Regions from separate parts of the Homo sapiens genome. Here region 1 is linked to region 2. A link is an interaction called in ENCODE POLR2A ChIA-PET data of the cell type or tissue named here. Cell type or tissue: A673. All regions are shown on one strand. Links, peaks and the distances in the headings refer to the core of each region. The heading gives the core; the rest is flanking DNA.

Region 1 (9,308 bases), core at 381-8,380, 140 kb after region 2:
TCAGAGAAAGCCCCAATTTTAGCGGCAAATCTATATGGACTGTAAATAGAAGGTGGTGATACCCACGGCATTAGCAATGCCCAGGCACACTGGAAGTTACCTCATAAAATGCTGGTTTTCTGGTTTCCATTTCAGCAAGGTTGACAAAGTTACATTAGACTCACTGCATTGTACTGTGTTTAAACGCAATTTTAAATTTCACCTCTAAGTGTTTATCTCCTGTAGCTTGAACACGTATAAATCCTGCACAGGAAAAGAGTGATTTGGCTAGATTCTATCTACAGTGCTCTCATGAAAAAAAAAAAAATCTTAATAGAAACTTTTTGATTTTATCAATACTTATTTAATCTATCAAAAATGTCTTAAGGATACCACTATATTTGTTGGTTTTTTTTTTTAAATCTTTTCAGCATTTTAATTCAGTACTCAAATTTATAAACCACAAGAATACTAAATATATACAAGATGACAGACCACGTGTAATTGGGACACAATAAAGGTTAAGGTTGTTCAACCTAAAACCCTAACATGGGGCAGTTTTAAACATGGGCAACGAAGTGTTCGCTGAAGTAAATCTTAGCTTCAGCACACAGGCAGCCAATTTTAGAAGTAATGTCTAAGACAGATTTTTAAAAAATGGCTCCTGGGCAATTTTCTCTTGTCAATATGTTCTTCTTGTGCAAGTACCTCTTGAGGTGAGTAATGCACCTGGCCCAGGAGAAGGAAAGCCCAGCAGAGGGCTGAGGTCAGGCCTGGGGGGACTGGCAGGACAGGCATGGTAGTTTAGTAATTAGATTATAATCAGCGAAGAATGGAACAACTTTTTCTTGAAGTTTGAAAACTCTTTGCTCTAATCCTTACTAATAGCAGAAATCCTAATTTTCTCATCCTGGGGGACCAGGGAACTGGAGACTCCTGGGCATATGCCTCTTAAATCCTTGGTGGGTTTCCTAGTCAACCAGTTAGGGGCCTCTGTATCAGTCACGTATCTGTGCAGCAGATAAATCACCTTAAAGAAGGCTCTACAATTAATTTAGGAAATTATGGGAAGATTTTACTGTGAAAGATTGTTGACATTCAAGGCATGTGTCAGAGGTAGTTCTGAGTTTTTTTCAAAAACCACGAAAACACGAATGGCTCTGACATGAGTAAACTACTTTAAAAAATAAAATTTATGGCCAAGTGTGGTTGCTCATGTTTGTAATCCTAGCACTTTGGGGGGACGAGGCAGGTGGATCACCCAAGGTCAGGAGTTTGAGACTAGCCTGGCTAACATGGAGAAAGCTCGTCTCCATCAAAAATACAAAAAAGTAGCCGGGCATGGTGGTGGACACCTGTAAACCCAGCTACTCAGGAGGCTGAGGTTCAAGAATCGCTTGAACCTAGGGGGCAGAGGTTGCAGTGAGGGAGTACTGGGAGTTGAGAGGCCAAAGTCTGAATCTAGGTTTATGATTTTGCTTTTATTGTCTGTCTGCTTTACTGAGTTGAGCCTGAACTTCTGGAGTTCATAATTAATCAAGATCAAAAGATTACCATCTTAAAGCAAACAAAATAACCCATCCCGAAGAAACGTTTCTTCTACTTTTTATTCCAGAAGCAGTAATTTTCTGACTTTCCCTCTGTTTTACACACCCTTCCAAAAATGGTATTTGTGATCCACATTTAAACCCCAAAGGCCAGCTAATGGAAATGTCAGATTACTAAACAAAATTAACTCTCACCACATTAAAGTGTACATGTAATAGAAAAATTGGTACTTCAAAAAACAAATGGCAAAGAGGAGTTGTTTAAAGTTAATAATCTCCAATTTAGGGCTTTAAATTGCAGCCCTTGAACTCCTATGCCTGACTTTCTCAGAATATTTTTGCTTTCTTTCACATTATTGGAGAAAACAAAGGAAGGGAGTATGTAATAACCCACCCGTTGAAATGTCTAGGAAGAAATGCCATGATATTTGCAACCTACTTTGAAATGCATTTAAAAAAACATGGAATCATGGATGGAGATAGATGGATAGATATGTGTATGATAAAACAATAATAGCAAAATGCTAATTGCAGACTTGAGGTGGTAGGCATATGGATGTTGAGCATACACTTCTTTCAACTTTTCTGAACACCTGAAAATCATAAATATTGGGAGAGTGAGAGATTTGTAGTGTTATGGTTGATTTCTAAATGGAAATCAACACTAAATCTACAAGATGCTGATAATGGTACTAAACAGAATCTGATTACTTTTCTTTCTGCTATTTAGAGTGCAGTTCCCCAGTTCCCTCTTTTTTTTTTTTTTTTTTTTTTGTGTGTGTGTACCTGCTATCTACCACCTGCCCTCTACCCCAAAGAAAACCTAATAAGAAGGTCAGGAAATGACTCTACCAAACTATGTTAATACCAAATTCTAAACCTACAAAATCCTTTACAAGCCAGCCCTTAATAAGACCTGTTCTCTGGCCGGGCGCGGTGGTTCATGCCTGTTATCCCAGCATTTTGGGAGGTTGAAGTGGGCAGATCACCTGAGGTCAGGAGTTCCAGACCAACCTGGCCAACATGGTGAAACCCCGTCTCTACTAAAAAAATACAAAAATTAGCTGGGTGTGATGGCGGGCACCTGTAATCCCAGCTACTTGGGAGGCTGAGGCAGGAGAATCGCTTGAACCCGAGAAGCGGAGTTAGAAGTGAGCTAAGATCACGCTACTGCACTCCAGCCTGGGCAACAGAATGAGTCTCTGTCTCAAAACACAAAACAAAACAAAAAACCTGCTCTCAAACAAAAGAAGGTGATAATTTAACCTATAGAGGAGGGAGGAAAATCAGCAGATCATGCTAGCAATAAGCTGACAGGATTTTTAAGAGCCTGTTTATATTCCCACAGGTCCACTAGAAATGGATGCCCTCTCAGATGGCAAGAATTACTAATGCATTTAGTTCCTTTTTTTCTAGGATTCTGCCACCTCCCTCATTAGAGATGGAGAGCTAAACACACAGATAAACAAACAACACACAGTCAAGGCACCTGTTCTCCCTGAAGCATGCTGGACGGCTTCACTTCCCTCCTGGAGAGTGGTATAGAGGTCAGCCCGAAGGCAGAGTTCAGGTCTTCACATTAGTTCCACCTCTTAAGCTATTCATACAAAGAACTGTGGAAACCGTCTATGCTAGACTCCTCTCTCACGTGGAAAAATTAAAATCCAGACTGCAGAAGGGACTTGTTCAAGGTCACTGACATTAGGGACAGATAAAGGACTAAGATCAGTCTCTGTGACAACCCCCGATCACACTTTTGAAAGGACCTCGTGTGGTGGCAGAAGTGCGCATATTCAAGTTAGGTGCTCTGGAGGATAAGTTATTCCTTATCTTGGTCCCTTGAAATTTACTGGATAGGCAACTGATTGTGAAAGGAATTCTAAGGAGAAATGAAGAGGTAACACTGGCAACACAGCTACATGAAAAAATCACAGAGCTAGAGGGTGATCCTACTCATCCTGCTGAAGTTTCACACCAATAGAGGTAATTCCTTTTTGGATCTGTTGTAATGAGTGCCGTAAGTCAGGACAGGTGACCTAACCTGACCTAACCTCCATTACACATCTTCTCACAACCGGGTGAGGCACCCCAAACTCTTATTACTGAGCTTCAGTTTCCTTATGTGTAAAATGAGGGGTAGAGACCACAAATGACTTTTGAGACCCTTTCAACTTTGATCCCTTTTCATGCTTTGTGTTTTAAAAAAATGGCCTTAAAGTCCTGTAGTTGTGGCAGAGGGCTTAGCAAACTTAAGCCACTAAAATACCCTACAAAAGCAGATCAGAAAACTTTCAGCAGTAAAATGCAACTGAGAGTATACTTTGAGTAGAGAAAAAACTTGAAACCACAAAGACCTGAAACCATGACAGACTAACAGATATGTTCTCTCAGTGCCAGTGTTATGACACAATTATGAAGTTTCCAGGAGTGAAACTGGTTTATCCAAGTATTTTGAAAAAGCAAGAAAATGATGAAAATTGAGTTTTAATAAGTTTAATAAGATCCTCTGGGGGAAAATAAAAGGTACAACCTGGTCATCTAGCTGGGTTTACGCATCCACAAATGTGAGATTCTCTTTAGCCACATGGAAGAAAAACCCCATGACATATTTATGGAACAAATGCAGGCCAAGAAGAGAAGAGAGATCTACCCTTTTTCTCCCAAACAGTTGATTCTATCTGCCTTATCAGTTGACTCAACATGAACTCCCCAGCCCCAATCTTTACTACATTCAGAGTGAAAAGGAGAAAATGTTAGGAAAAGGTAACAAAGCAATTATTTAGCTTAAAAATAGGGAAAGACATTTCTTATAGACCTCTGCTAAAGCAGCTCAGTGCACATCAAGTTGCAACTTAGGTTTAAGTTGCTTCAATGTGACAAATAATTTCTGGTCCAAACGTAAGTCAGTTGTTTGAAATTGGAATGTATCTTCCCTACAGAAAAAACATAAAATGGTGGGCAACTGGGTTCCCAATCCAGCCCACGAAAGCCCAATCAACGTGGAAAAATATTCCCAAATGTTTCAACTGCTTACTGACAGTCTCCTTGACAAGAAGCCTCTTTCCCCACTGCCAGAAAGGCCAGTTCCTCTCAGCTCTTGCTGGGTTTTGGCCAAGGGCTTTCCTATCTGGGGGTGGGGTGAGGGAGAAAAGGTAAGGAGGAGGAATTCTTCTTAAACTTCTGATTTAGGCTTCATTTTGGGGATCCTCAGAATGTGGCACCACTGAATCTTGAATGGCTCTAAAAGGATCCGTACTGATGTTATTTTACAAATCCCAACTTAAGTGTTACTGGGGAAATTCTTTCCTTTTAGGGTCACAATGACTGTTGGTGAGCAATTAAGTCAAGTGTCAGGCTCATAGGATATAGTCATGATGCAATGGATTCTTGACTAGTTGACTACACAGAGGGACAGGATTTGTCCTACAAGCGCAATTTCCTTCCGAGTTATAACAAGACAGAGCCATCCACTCAGTACACATATTTCCCATGTTACTTTCCTGACATAAAAGAACTAGGCAGCAAGGATAATGTAAAGGCCAACTAGCTACCAAGCTTCCTCAGTTTTAACACGTTAGTCTTAAAATATTTTTTCATTTATAAGGGAGTAGTGTAGTTTGAAGTACTTGATTCAGAAAGAACTCCAGGAAATACTAGAGCTATCTCCACCTCCCAAAGCCAACTAGCTTGTGGAGGCACTAGAAGGCATTTTTTTTCAAGACTCATGATTTTCACAGATAACTGAAACCCTGCGTGGCTAAGCTGCTGAAGTTGGGCTTTCCTGGCCATCACCAACATGTTTGCAGCAGGGAGCCCAACCAAGCTTTAAGTCATGCAGTCTGTGGTGGTTAAAGACCACTGCTGGCTGGGCGCAGTGACTCACGCTTGTAATCCCAGCACTGTGGGAGGCTGAGGCGGGTGGATCATGAGGTCAGGAGATCCAGACCATCCTGCCTAACACGGTGAAGCCCCGTCTCTACCAAAAATGCAAAAAATTGGGCCAGGTGCGGTGGCTCATGCCTGTAATCCCAGCACTTTGGGAGGCCAAGGAGGGTGGATTACCTGAGGTCAGGAGTTTAAGACCAGCCTGGCAAACATGGTGAAACTCCGTCTCTACTAAAAGTACAAAACTCAGCCTGGTGTGGTTCTGTGTGCCTGTAGTCCCAGCTACTCGGGAGCCTGGGGCAGGAGAATCGCTAGAACCCCGGAGGCGGAGGTTGCAGTGAGCCAAGGTCGCGTCACTGCACTCCAACCTGGGCGACAGAGCGAGACTCCATCTCAAAAAAAAAAAAAACAAAAAAAAACAAAAAAAAAACAAAAAAAAAAAAAACAAAGACCAAAAGACCACTGCTCAAGACAGGACAACCAAGTGGCTACTGCCAACTTCTTCCACCAGAGAGCTTTACTGACAGGTGGAAGGGCCCTCGACTTAATGTTGGTCAAAAGGAACAACTCTCTGCTCATTTCACTCACTGGTGTGCTTCAGCCACTTCTCAGGACTAACTTCACACAGTTTCATTCTCCAGGAAAGTCACAGTCACTGAAAGCATCCTGGATATGCCATCCCCTGAAAACTGCCGCACACCCAGCAGTGAGTTGCTGGCATATATGGAAGCTCTTGTGTTAACTTTTTCTTGTGTGTTCGCATATAGCGAATTAACCTTAACACCTGTGGTCCATACATACAATGGAATTATTCCGCCTTAACAAAGAAGGAAACATTGTCATATGCTATAACATGGATGAATCTTGAGGATATTGTGCTAAGTGAAACGTCAGTCACAAAAAGAAATACTGCATGATTTGTTCCGCTTACACCAGCTATCTAAATGTGACTAGTCAAAGTCCTAGAAACAAAAAGGAGAACAGTGGTTGCCAGAGGCGGGGGGCTGGGGAGGGGAGTGAGTTGTTTAATTGGGAAAGAGTTTCAGTTTTGGATGATGAAAACGTTCTAGAGATCTATTATACAAACTTGGATATAGTTAACACTACTGTACTGTTCACTTACAAATGGTTAAGATGATATACGCTATGTTATGTGTTTTTTACCACAATAAAAAAAGATAAACTGTGAAACAAAGAGAGGCTACTTGAAATAGGTAAAGAACCCCAAATTTAGAAATGTTGGGTTTAGCTTAGGAGCATTTCTGCAGTCCTTAAGAAGTAAACATTCACTTTGGGAGGCCAAAGCAGGAGGATTGCTTAAGCCCAGGAGTTTGAGACCAGCCTGTGCAACAATGTGGGACCTCATCTCTATTTTTATTAAAAAATTCTTTTAAAAGAAAAAAGGAGTAAACATTAACACTATTTAAAAAGTTAACTTTCCCCTAATTACAAAAGTAACATATGTCCCCATTATGCAAACTACATACATCACAACCCTCCCTTAAAAAGCATTCTTCTATACTATGAGGAGCAATTAATAAATATGCAAGACCTTCTCAAGAAAACTATAAAAGGAAGATCTTATGCTTCAAATGTAAGTGTAAATGTTGGCTTTGCTTTGTTCCTTGGGGTACCAGGTGAATCATATATAAGAAAAACACAAACATTTCCTTTGGTACTGGTTTTACTGAGACAAAAATGGCTTTTCTTACAAAATCATTTCAAAGAAGAACAGAAGAAAGTTAAACAAAATAGATTTTCCCTGAATTGTTAGCTCTGACAAATTCCTCTAATCCTTAGGCAGTTCTACTTTAATAGAAAGAACACTTACAATGTCTACAACACCAGCAACAGAATACACCAAAATATTTTTCATGATTAGTCCCTTTTCATCTCTTGTATTCTAACCTCAGTTGTAAAGATTAAACACACAGATTATTAAACACACACACATAATCACAAGAATTTCCTGACAGTTCCATTTCTTCTACATGGGGGTTAAGCGATGTTTTTTAATATTACTCAAAGCAGGGAAAAAGGGGCTGTTTTATTTTTCTTTGGAACAGGTTCCAGCCAGATTTTGCACATTGCAGTTCTCTGGCGACGTGATGAGAACACATGCCCACCCACAGACACTAATTTTGCTCTTCACCCCTCCCAAGCAGCCTTTATGACACATGCTGTCTGTGCTTCATTTAATGGAATTCAAGAGGCCCAGTCAAACAGCAGAGCCCCACAGGGCCAGGGCAACAACAGGCAACCCATCTCCTCCACTGGATGGGTACAGGGAACATGTGTTTAAAAGAAAACAACAACAACAAAAAAAGCCAAATCTAGCTTGGACATCTCCAATCTGAAGAATCTTTACAAATGAATGAATGAAGTCATCTCTTCGATTGAAATCAAGAAAGAGATAGTAATCTTGCTGTAGTTCTTATACACTGAACTCTATGAAGATGATGCAGCTAACTGTCTGAGCTGCTCTCAGATGTGCAGCAAAGAAGGTATCACTCTCATCCCAAGCCAAAAGCTCTAAGAGGGCTGAAGTGCCAGCCTGCTTCTGCAGCACTTGCTTTCTCTATGGTCATCATCTGTTTTTTTTTGTTTTTGTTTTTTTTGAGATGGAGTCTCACTCTGTCGCCCAGGCTGGAGTGCAGTGGCGCGATCTGGGCTCACTGCAAGCTCCGCCTCCCGGGTTCACGCCATTCTCCTGCCTCAGCCTCCCCAGTAGCTGCAACTACAGGCGCCCGACACCACGCCCAGCTAATTGTTTTGTATTTTTAGTAGAGATGGGATTTCACTGTGTTAGCCAGGATGGTCTCGATCTCCTGACCTGGTGATCCACCCACCTCAGCCTCCCAAAGTGTTGGGATTACAGGCGTAAGCCACTGCGCCCGGCCGTCACCTGTTATGAAGAAACCTTGGCAAATAAGAATCCAACTGGGTTGGGAGGCCAAGGTGGGTGGATAACCTGAGGTCAGGGGTTCGAGACCAGCCTGGCCATCATGGTGAAACTCCATCTCTACCAAAAATACAAAATTAGCCAGGCGTGGTGGTGCATGTCTGTAATCCTAGCTACTTGGGAGGCTGAGGCAGGAGAATCGCTTGAACCAGGGAGGTGAAGGTTGCAGTGAGCCAAGATCATGCCATTGCACTCCAGCCTGGGCAACAAGAGTGAAACTCCATTTCAAAAAAAAAAAGAAAAGAAAAGAAAAGAAAAAAACGGCTGGGCACGGTGGCTCATGCCTGTAAACCCAGCACTTTGGGAGGCCGAGGCGGGCGAGCAGGCCAGCCTGCTTCTGCAGCACTTGCTTTCTCTATGGTCATCATGTTTTGTTTTTTTTTTTTTTTTTTTTTTTTGAAAGGTTTGAGACCAGTCTGACCAAAGTGGAGAAAACCTGTCTCTACTAAAAATATAAAATTAGCTGGGTGTGGTGGCACATGCCTGTAATCCCAGCTACTCGGAGGCTGAGGCAGGAGAATCACTTGAACTTGGGAGGCGTAGGTTGCAGTGAGCCGAGATTGTGCCATTGCACTCCACCCTGGGCAATAAGAGCAAAACTCCGTCTCAAAAAAAAAAAAAAAAAAAAAAATTCCAACTGGGAATGCGCACGGTTTCCACAACTATGCCACATATAGCTCAAGACAATCCAGGTGCAGTTGACGCAACAAGCTGTCAGCAAACATGTACCCGGAAGAATGTTCAGGGTTCACAGAAGTCCATGCTGGTTTGATAAGAGGGTGATCATTCATCCCATTTGTACATTTAGGAGTTTATGTCGTTAGAAGGCTGATCCACGCTTGTCTCTGGCTTTTCTGAGCTACACAGGAATGTTGCTATTTCTAGATAATGATATAAGATTTACCTACAAGTGTTATTAATCCCACCCAGTATGG
Region 2 (9,308 bases), core at 639-8,638:
CTACATTTTCCAGCCTCTCTGACAGGTAAATAGGACTAGCGAAGTTCTAGCTAGTGAGATGGAACTAGAAACACTATAAAATATGGAGCTTCCAGAAACAGTCCCTAAAAGGAAGAAGCTTGCACTTCATCATCTCCATGTCCCAAACCCCACCCCTTCCTCTTTCTTACTGGCTGAGATGTAAAAATGATAAGGGTAGCAAAAACAACCATTATATACTATGAAGCAGAAGCTGTATGATGAAGATGGCAAAGCCATAAGGACAGGAGGCCAGATCCCTGTTGCTGTGGAGTGTCATTCGGCCCTAGAATGTTTACCTACCAACTTCATTTAGGTGGCAGAGAAATAAACATCGATGTTCTAAGACACTGTTACCAGGGTCTTCTGTCGCTCACAGCTGAATCTAACAATGATAAAAGGTTCAGGTTGTGTGCTACCTCCTTAGAGCGGTGTTCCCCATTCTAAGTCACTTTTAATTATTTTTCCTTATAGCACTTCTCATTATCTGAATTTATCACATTTTTTAAGTTTGCTTGTTCAATATGTCTCTCCCAACAAGAATGTAAGCTTCATAAAGGCAAAAACCATGCCCAGGTCCTAGAATGGAGCCTGGCATACCGTGGGTGTTCTGTACATATTTGTTGACTAATAACATCTGGTTGGGTCAGAACCCTACTGGTGTTAGGAAGGGAGGGAGATTCTCTCTCTATCTGCATGGAATAGTTCCAGCCTCTCTGTTCAGATACCACACTTGCCTATCAATTTTCTGATTACGAATTCAACTTTCAAGCGTTTTAAAACCAGAAAATGAGGCTTCTGAAGAGATGGCTCACATCTGTTGGTTAATAAAAGGTATGGGCCAGGCGTGGTGGCTCACATCTGTAATCCCAGCACTTTGGGAGGCCGAGGACGGAGGATTGCTTGAACTTAGGAGTTCAAGACCAGCCTGGCCAACATGGTGAAACCCTGTATCTACAACAACAAAAAACAAAACAAAAAAACAAACAAAAATTAGCTGGGCCTTGGTGGTGCCTGCCTGTAGTCCCAGCTACTGGCTGAAGTGGAAGGATTGTCTCAGCCTAGGAGGCAGAGGTTGCAGTGAGCCGAGATTTCACCACTGCACTCCAGCCTGGGTGACAGAGCCAGACTGTCTGAAATAAATAAATAAATAAATAAATAAATGGAATGTCTTCCATTCTAAATTGATAAATTGGGATGATTATGGTTTATAATTGATTAGGATGCATAGTTTTGGAGGTAAGTAGACAAAGCTATGAACAGCAGTTTTACTGTTTATGGAAGTGTGAACTTGACCAGTTACTTAAATTTGCTGAGCTTTAGTTTTCTCATTTGTTTAAAAAAATAAATAAAAAAACACAAACGAACAAACAAAAAAACCGGAGGGGAATAGTAATATCTGCATTTCAGGACCAATGGGAGTATCAAATGAGACAATCCATGTAAGAGATTAAGCAATTTCCTCAAGGAGAGAGCTAAGAAGTAGGGGGTCCAGGTTTTAAATTCAAGTCTTCGATATGATGCTGGATTCTTAGCTCTTAGCCTCTATATTGTGCCACCACTAAAAAGGCCTCTGTGACTGTCCTTGTCAGAGTTGGATCATCACTTCAACTGGCTTAAAGAGAATATTTTTTTCTCTCTAAAAATCTCAGCTTTATTTGGTGAAGCAAGACTCAGCATTTAGGATTTGGAGTTAGTTCAGTCACAAAATCAGAGTATTTGATATGAAAGATAACTTTTGGATTGGAAAAAGTACTGACAAAATCAATCAATCAAGTTCTAGTCCTAACAGCGGAGCAGCGTATCCCTGAATGAAGTGCTTTAACTTTCATCCCCAAATTTCTTTTCCTGAAATAACATTAATAGCTTTATTGAGATACAATCAACATATCATATAATTCACTCATTTGAAGTGTATAATTCAATGGTAAATTTGTGCAACCATCACCACAATCAATTTTAGAACATTTTCATTATCACAAAATGAAATTTCATACCTGTTAGCAGTCACTCCCCATTTCTCTGCCACCTGCTCCCCCACCTCCCACCCAGTTCAAGCAACCACTAGTCTATTTTCTGTCTTTATAGATTTGCCTATTCTGGAAACTTAATATAAAATTGAATCATACAATATGTGGCCTCTTGCAACCAGCTTCTTTCCCTCAGCACATGTTGTTTTGGAGGTTCATCCATGCTGTGGCATGTATCAGTATTTCATTCCCTTTTATGGCCAAAGATAGTCTATTATATGGATATATGAGCACCACATTTTATCCCCGCACCAGGTAATGGACATTTGGGTTGTTTCCACTTTTTGGGTATTATGATTAATGTTGCTATGAATCTTTGTGTGCAAGTTTTCGTATGGACACATGTTTTCATTTCCCTTGGGTATATACCTAGGAGTAAAATTATTGAGTCATATGGTAAATCTATGTTAAACCTTTCGGGGAACTGCCAGACTGCTTTCCAAAGTGGCTGCACCATTTTGCATTTCCACCAGCAATGCATGAGGGTTCCAGTTTCTCCACACCCTCATTAACATTTACTGTCCTTTGGCTGGGCGCGGTGGCTCACGCCTGTAATCCCAGCACTTTGGGAGGCCGAGGCGGGCGGATCACGAGGCCAGGAGATCGAGACCATACTGGCTAACATGGTGAAACTCCGTCTCTACCAAAAATACAAAAAAAGAAATTAGCCAGGCGTGGTGGCGGGCGCCTGTAGTCCCAGCTACTCGGGAGGCTGAGGCAGGAGGATGGCGTGAATCCGGGAGGCGGAGCTTGCAGTGAGCCGACATCGCGCCACTGCACTCCAGCCTGGGCGACAGAGTGAGACTCCGTCTCAAAAAAAAAAAAAAAAAAAAAAAAAACACAAAAAACATTTACTGTCCTTTTGATGATAGCCAACCTAGTGGGTATGAAATGTAATCTTGCTATTTTGATTTGCATTTACCTGATGGCTAATGATTCGTGTACTTATCGGCCATTTTTATATCTTCTTTGGCCAAATGTCTGCTCAAATGGTTTGGCCCATTTTAAAATTTTGGTTCTTTGTTTTTTTTTTTTATTTTTAGAGTTGGGATGTCACTCTGTCACCCAGACTGGAGTACAGCAGTGGTGTGATAATGGCTCATTGCAGCCTCAAACTCCTGGGCTCAAGTGATGCTCCCAACTTAGCCTCCCGAGTAGCTGGGATTATAGATGCCAGCCACTGTGCCTGGCTATTTTGTTTTGTTTTTTGGTTGTTTTGTTCACTGAGTTGTAAAAGTTCTTTGTATATTCTACATACACGTCCCTTATAGGATATATGATTTGCTGATATTTTCTATCTTTCTGTGAGTTGTCTTTTCACTGTCTTGATGGAGTCATTTGTAGTGCACACATTTTAAATTTTGATGAAGTCCAATTTATCTATTTTTTCTTTTGTTGTTGTACCCTTGATGTTATATCTAAAAATCTATTGCCTAATCTGAAGTCATAAACATTTATACCTATCCCTTCTATGTTTATGATTTTAGCTCTTATATTTAGGTCTTTGATCCATTTTGAGTTAGTTTCTGTAGATGATGTGAGGTGAGAGAGAGATAAAAGAATGAGGGGCCAGGCGCAGGGCTCACACCTATAATCCTAGCACTTTGGGAAGCTGAGGTAGGAGGATCCCTTGAGACCAGGAGTTTGAGACCAGCCTGGCCAACATGGTGAAACCCCATCTCTACTACAAATACAAAAATTAGCTGTATGTGGTGGCACACACCTGTAGTCCCAGCTACTTGGAAGGCTGAGGCAGGAAAACTGCTTGAGCCTGGTAGGTGGAGGTTGTAGTCAGCTGAGATCAGGCTGCTCACTCCAGCCTGGCTGACAGAGCGAGACTTTCATTAACAAACAAACAAAAAAACAAACAAGGCTGGGCGTAGTGGCTCATGCCTGTAATCCCAGCACTTTGGGAGACTGAGGTGGGTGGATCACGAGGTCAGGAGATCGAGACCAGCCTAGCTAACATGGTGAAACCCATCTTTACTAAAAATACAAAAAATTAGCTGGGCATGGTAGCACATGCCTGTAATCCTAGCTACTCAGGAGGCTGAGGCAGGAGAATCGCTTGAACCCAGGAGATGGAGATTGCAGTGAGCCGAGATGATGCCACTGCGCTCCAGCCTGGGTAACAGGGCAAGACTCCATCTCAAAAAAAAAAAAAAAAAAAAAAATAAGAAAAAGAATAACGAATATCACAACTAAAATGTCTACTAAAATTATAGTTTATATTGTACACAAGAAGTGCCTAAGAGTTTTTTTTATTTTAAAAAATCATCAACTAGCTTCAAAACTATAATTCTTCTATTTGAAAGCAACTGGAATGGCTAATAAGGTCAAAACCTATAAGTTTTTGGAAATAAAAAGTTATGAGTTAGGCAAACTGCACTTAGTCATGTTACCTGGTCCAATAAGGCAGCAATTATTAATGGCTGCTAAAACTATTAGGTGACAGGTTCAGTGGGAACTCTGTGATAGATCATGTGATAACACCAGAACCCACTGAATAATTTTAACATCACTAAATGTGGGACACCCAGACATCACATTCCTCCAAATGTGATGCAATGAGAAGTACATGCTGCTGCCTATGAATAATCTTGCCAAAATAACTGAACCTAAACCTAATCAAGTTTCTAGATCTAACTACTAGTTTATAAAAAATATGGAGGTTAGAGGAACAAGAACAATACACTATGGGAACAGTCAGCCAAATCCAGAACATGAGAAATCCTACAGGCCAAATGACCCAGGCTTCAGACAAAAAAAAAGGCATAAAAAAAGAGAGGGGCTAGGTGTGGTGGCTCATGCTTGTAATCCCAACATTTTGGGAGGCTGAGTGGGGAGATCACTTGAGGCCAGGAGTTAAGACCAGCCTGGGCAACACAGCAAGACACCATCTCTCCAAAATAATTTTTAAAGATTAGCTGGGTATGGTGGTACATGCCGGTAGTCCTAGTATTCAGGAGGCTGAGGCGGGAGGATTGCTTGAGTCTAGTTCAACGTTACAGTGAGTTATGATCATGCCACTGCACTCCTGCCTAAGCAACAGAGAGAGACCCTGTCTCAGGAAGAGACAGAGAGAGAGAGAAGAAAGTGTTATAAACTAAAATACAAATATCAAGCAAATGCAATTTGTGAATCTTGTTTAGAATATGATTTAAAAAAAACTTTTTTCATTTATCTTGGGTGTATACCTAGGAGTAAAATTACTGAGTCATATGGTAACTCTATATTAAACCTTTTGGGGAACTGCAAGACTGCTTTCCAAAGTGGCCGCACCATTTTGTAAACTAAAATAGACATATCGGCTGGGAGCAGTGGCTCATGCCTATAATCCCAGCACTTTGGGAGGCCAAGGCGGGTGGATCACCTGAGGTCAAGAGCCTGGCCAATGTGGTGAAAACCCATTTCTACTAAAACTACAGAAATTAGCTGAGTGTGGTGGCATGCGCCTGTACTCTCAGCTATTGAGGAGGCTGACGCAGCAGAATTGCTTGAACCTGCGAGGTGGAGATTGTAGTGAGCCGAGATAGCGCCACTGCACTCCAGCCTGGGTGACAGAGCAAGACTCTATCTCAAAAATAAAATAAAATAAGATAAAATAAAATAGACATATCAAACAAATGTAATTTTTGGACATTGTTTAGAACATTTTTGAGACAATTAGGAAAAACTGGATATGGGCTATTAGCCAATAAGAAATTACTGTAAATTTTGTTAGTTATAATAAAGGCATTGTAATTGTTTTATTATCTCTTTTTTTTTTGGAGACAGAGTCTCACTCTGTCACCCAGACTGGAGTGCAGTGGCACCATCTCAGCTCACTACAACATCTGTCTCCTGGTTCAAGCGATTCTCCTGCCTCAGCCTCTGGAGTAGCTAGGATTACAGGCACGTGCCACCACACCAAGCTAATTTTTGTATTTTTAGCAGAGATAGAGTTTCACCATGTTGACCAGGCTGGTCTCGTACTCCTGACCTCAGGTGACCCACCTGCCTTGGCCTCCCAAAGTGCTGGGATTACAGGCATGAGCCATCGCACCTGGCAGGTATTGAAATTGTTTTAAGTGTGTTTATCAGTAGAACTACCATATGATCCAGCAATCCCCACTGCGAGGTATACATCCCTAGAAAGGAATCAGTATATTGGAGAGATATCTGCACTCTCATGTTTACTGCGGCACTATTCACAATAGCCAAGATAGGGAATCAACCTAAGTGTCCATCAATGGATGAATGGATAAAGAAAATGCAGTACACATACACAATCGAGTACTATTCAGCCATAAAGAAGAATGAGATCCTGTCATGTGCAACAACATAGATGGAGCTGGAGGACATTATGCTAAGTGAAATGATCCAGGGACAGAAAGACAAATATTACATATTCTCACTTACATATGGGAGGTAAAATAGTAGATACCATGGAGATAGAGAATAGAATGGTCGTTATCAGAGTCTGGGAAGGGAAACTGGGGAGGGCGAAGACAAAGAGAAATTAGTTAATTGTCAAAAAAATACAGTTAGATAGAAGTTCTAGTATTTGAAAATACAATAGGGAAATTATAGTTGACAATATTTTATCATATATTTCAAAATAGCTAGAAAAGAATAATTGTATTGTTCTCAGGCTGGGCATGGTGGCTCATACCTGTATTCCCAGATCCAAGTGAGATGATAGAATCCCTCCCAAAAAGTCCTTCCTAGGCCAGGTGCAGTGGCTTACACCTGTAATCCTAACACGTTGGGATTGGGAGGGAGGATCCCAATGAGATGAGGATCACTTGAGGCCAGGAGTTGGGGACCAACCTGGTTAACATAGCGAGACCCAATCTCTCTCTCTCTCTCCCTCTCTCTTTCTCTCTCTCTCCCCCTCCCTCTTTCCTTTTTTTTTCTTTTCTTTCTTTCTCTCTCTCTCTTTCTTTCTTGCTCTCCCTCTTTCTTTTTCTTTCCTTTTTTTTTTTTTTTTTTTGAGACAGGGTCTCACTCTGTCACCCAGGCTGGAGTGCTGTGGGGTGATTTCAGCTCACTACAACCTCTGCCTCCCAGGCCAATCAGCTAATTTTTGTATTTTTAATAGAGATGGGGTTTCACCATGTTGGCTAGACTGGTATTGAATTTCTGGCCTCCACTGATCCACCTGCCTTGGCCTCCCCAAGTGCTGGCATTGCAGGCATGAGCCACCGTGCCCAGCCACAATCTCTATTTCTTTTAAATACAATAAAATAAAAAACAATAAAATTATAATAAAAAAGTCATTCCTGAGTAGGATGACTCGGGTTAAGAATGACTTAGGTTTTCATGATAGATCTGGAGTTTCCAAAACTCTGGGTAAACAGAGCTCAGGCTTTGAGGACAGGCACACCTGTGTCTAATCCTGCTTCTGCTACATGATAGGTACATTTGGGCAGGTAACTTAAATTTTTTAAAGCCTTATTGGAGTTACAACATGAAATTTACACATCTCAAAATTTACCTATTACAAGTGTGCAGTTTATTTTTAGTAAATTTTTATGGTTGTGTAACCATTACCAAAATCTAGTTTTAGTATTCCATCAATCCGTAAAGTTGTCCCATGCCCATCTGCAGCCAAACCTGGCTTCCAGTTTCAGCCCCAGCAATCACTAACCTGCTTTCTGTATCTATAATCTTGCTTTTTCTATATTTGTGATTTTCCTATGAAATCACAGTCTTTTTATCTGCTATAGTGTTTTTTTACTTTCATCCATGTTACAGCATGTATTGGTTTATTTTTATCACCAAATATTCTATTGTATGGCTGTACTACATATTGTTTACTCATTCACAAACTGATAAGACATTTGAATAGTTTCCACTTTTTGCCTATTATGAGTAATTCTGCAATGGACATGTAGGTATGAGTCCATGGACATATGTTTTCATTTCTTTTAGGTATATACCTAGGCGTGAAATTGCTGGGTTATATGGCAATTTATGCTTAATTTTTTAAAAAACTGTCAAACTGCTTTCCAAAGTGCCTGTACCATTTTACATTCTCACCAGGAATGTAGGAGTGTTTGTTTCTCCACATTCTTGCCAAACTTGTTTTCCATTTTTTTTTGTTTTATTTTGTTTTGTTTGTTTTTGAGACGGAGTCTCGCTGTCACCCAGGCTGGAGTGCAGTGGCACGATCTCCGCTCACTGCAATCTCTGCCTCCCAGGTTTAAGCGATTCTCCTGCCTGAGCCTCCCAAGTAGCAGGGATTACAGGCACCTGCCACCACGCCCGGCTAATTTTTGTATTTTTTAGTAGAGACGGGGTTTCACCATGTTGGGTCAGGCTGGTCTCAAACTCCTGACCTGAAGTGAGCCACTCGCCTTGGCTTCCCAAAGTGTTGGGATTACAGGTGTGAGCCACCTAGCCCCGCCAAAACTTGTTTTCTATTTTTCTGATTATAGCCATTCTAGTGGGTATTAAGTGTTATCTTATTATGCTTTCAATGTGCATTTCTCTAATGATTAATGATGATGAATATCTTTTTATGTACTTATTTGCCATTCATAAATCTTCTTTGGTAAAATATCTATTCAAATATTTTCTTCTAGTTCATGGCTTTTCTTTTTCTTTTTCTTTTTTTTTTTTTTTTTTGAGATGGAGTTATGCTCTGTTGCCCAGGCTGGAGTGCAGTGGCATGATTTTGGCTCACTGCAACCTTTGCCTCCTGGATTTAAGCAATTCTCCTGCCTCAGCCTCCCAAGTAGCTGGGATTGCAGGTGCCCGCCACCACGCCCAGCTAATTTTTGTATTTAGTAGAGATGGGGTTTCACCATGTTGGCGAGGCTGGTCTCAAACTCCTGACCTCAGGTGATCCACTCGCCTCAGTCTCCCAAAGTGCTGGAATTACAGGCGTGAGCCACTGCGCCCGGCCCTTTTGCTTTATTTTCTACTTTTTTTTTAATTGCTTGTTGCCTAAGACAGACCAAGATTTTTTGTTTTTGTTTTCTTCTTCTTTTTTTTTTTTTTTTTTTTTTAGATAGGGTCTGGCTGTCACCCAGGCTGTAGCGTAGTAGCGCAATCTCAGCTCACTGCAAATTCTGCCTCCTGGGCTCAAACCATCTTCCCACCTCTGCCTCCCAAGTAGCTGGGACTATATGCACAGCTAATTTTTGTATTTTTTGTAGAGATGGGGTTTCACCATCTGGCCTAGGCTGGTCTTGAACTCCTGAGCTCAAGCGATCCACCCACCTTGGTCTCCCAAAGTGCTGGGATTACAGATGTGAGCCATTGTCCCAGTCT

Evidence for each region. Peaks named below come from ENCODE experiments on the same cell type or tissue, not always from the same donor. Only the 100,000 strongest peaks of a DNase experiment are listed, where the experiment ranks them.
Region 1: POLR2A ChIA-PET joins it to region 2 with 13 read pairs; 10 of 35 experiments call an interaction of 5 or more read pairs at or near these places.

What each region holds. Positions count from the first base shown.
Region 1 is chr2:65,354,259-65,363,566 of GRCh38, forward strand. All of the region lies in intron 1 of SPRED2 (sprouty related EVH1 domain containing 2), which reads right to left. Among named protein-coding and RNA genes, the nearest start is that of SPRED2, 74 kb to the right of the region's middle. RefSeq lists enhancers at 3,268-3,769, 3,802-3,951. In A673, for the core only: no CTCF peak of the experiment used is centred there; DNase peaks (open chromatin) are centred at 5,333 and 7,583; H3K27ac peaks cover 1,145 bases.
Region 2 is chr2:65,216,018-65,225,325 of GRCh38, forward strand. The region is part of intron 1 of LOC124907779 (a long non-coding RNA gene); the gene reads right to left. Among named protein-coding and RNA genes, the nearest start is that of ACTR2, 7.2 kb to the right of the region's middle. In A673, for the core only: no CTCF peak of the experiment used is centred there; no DNase peak of the experiment used is centred there.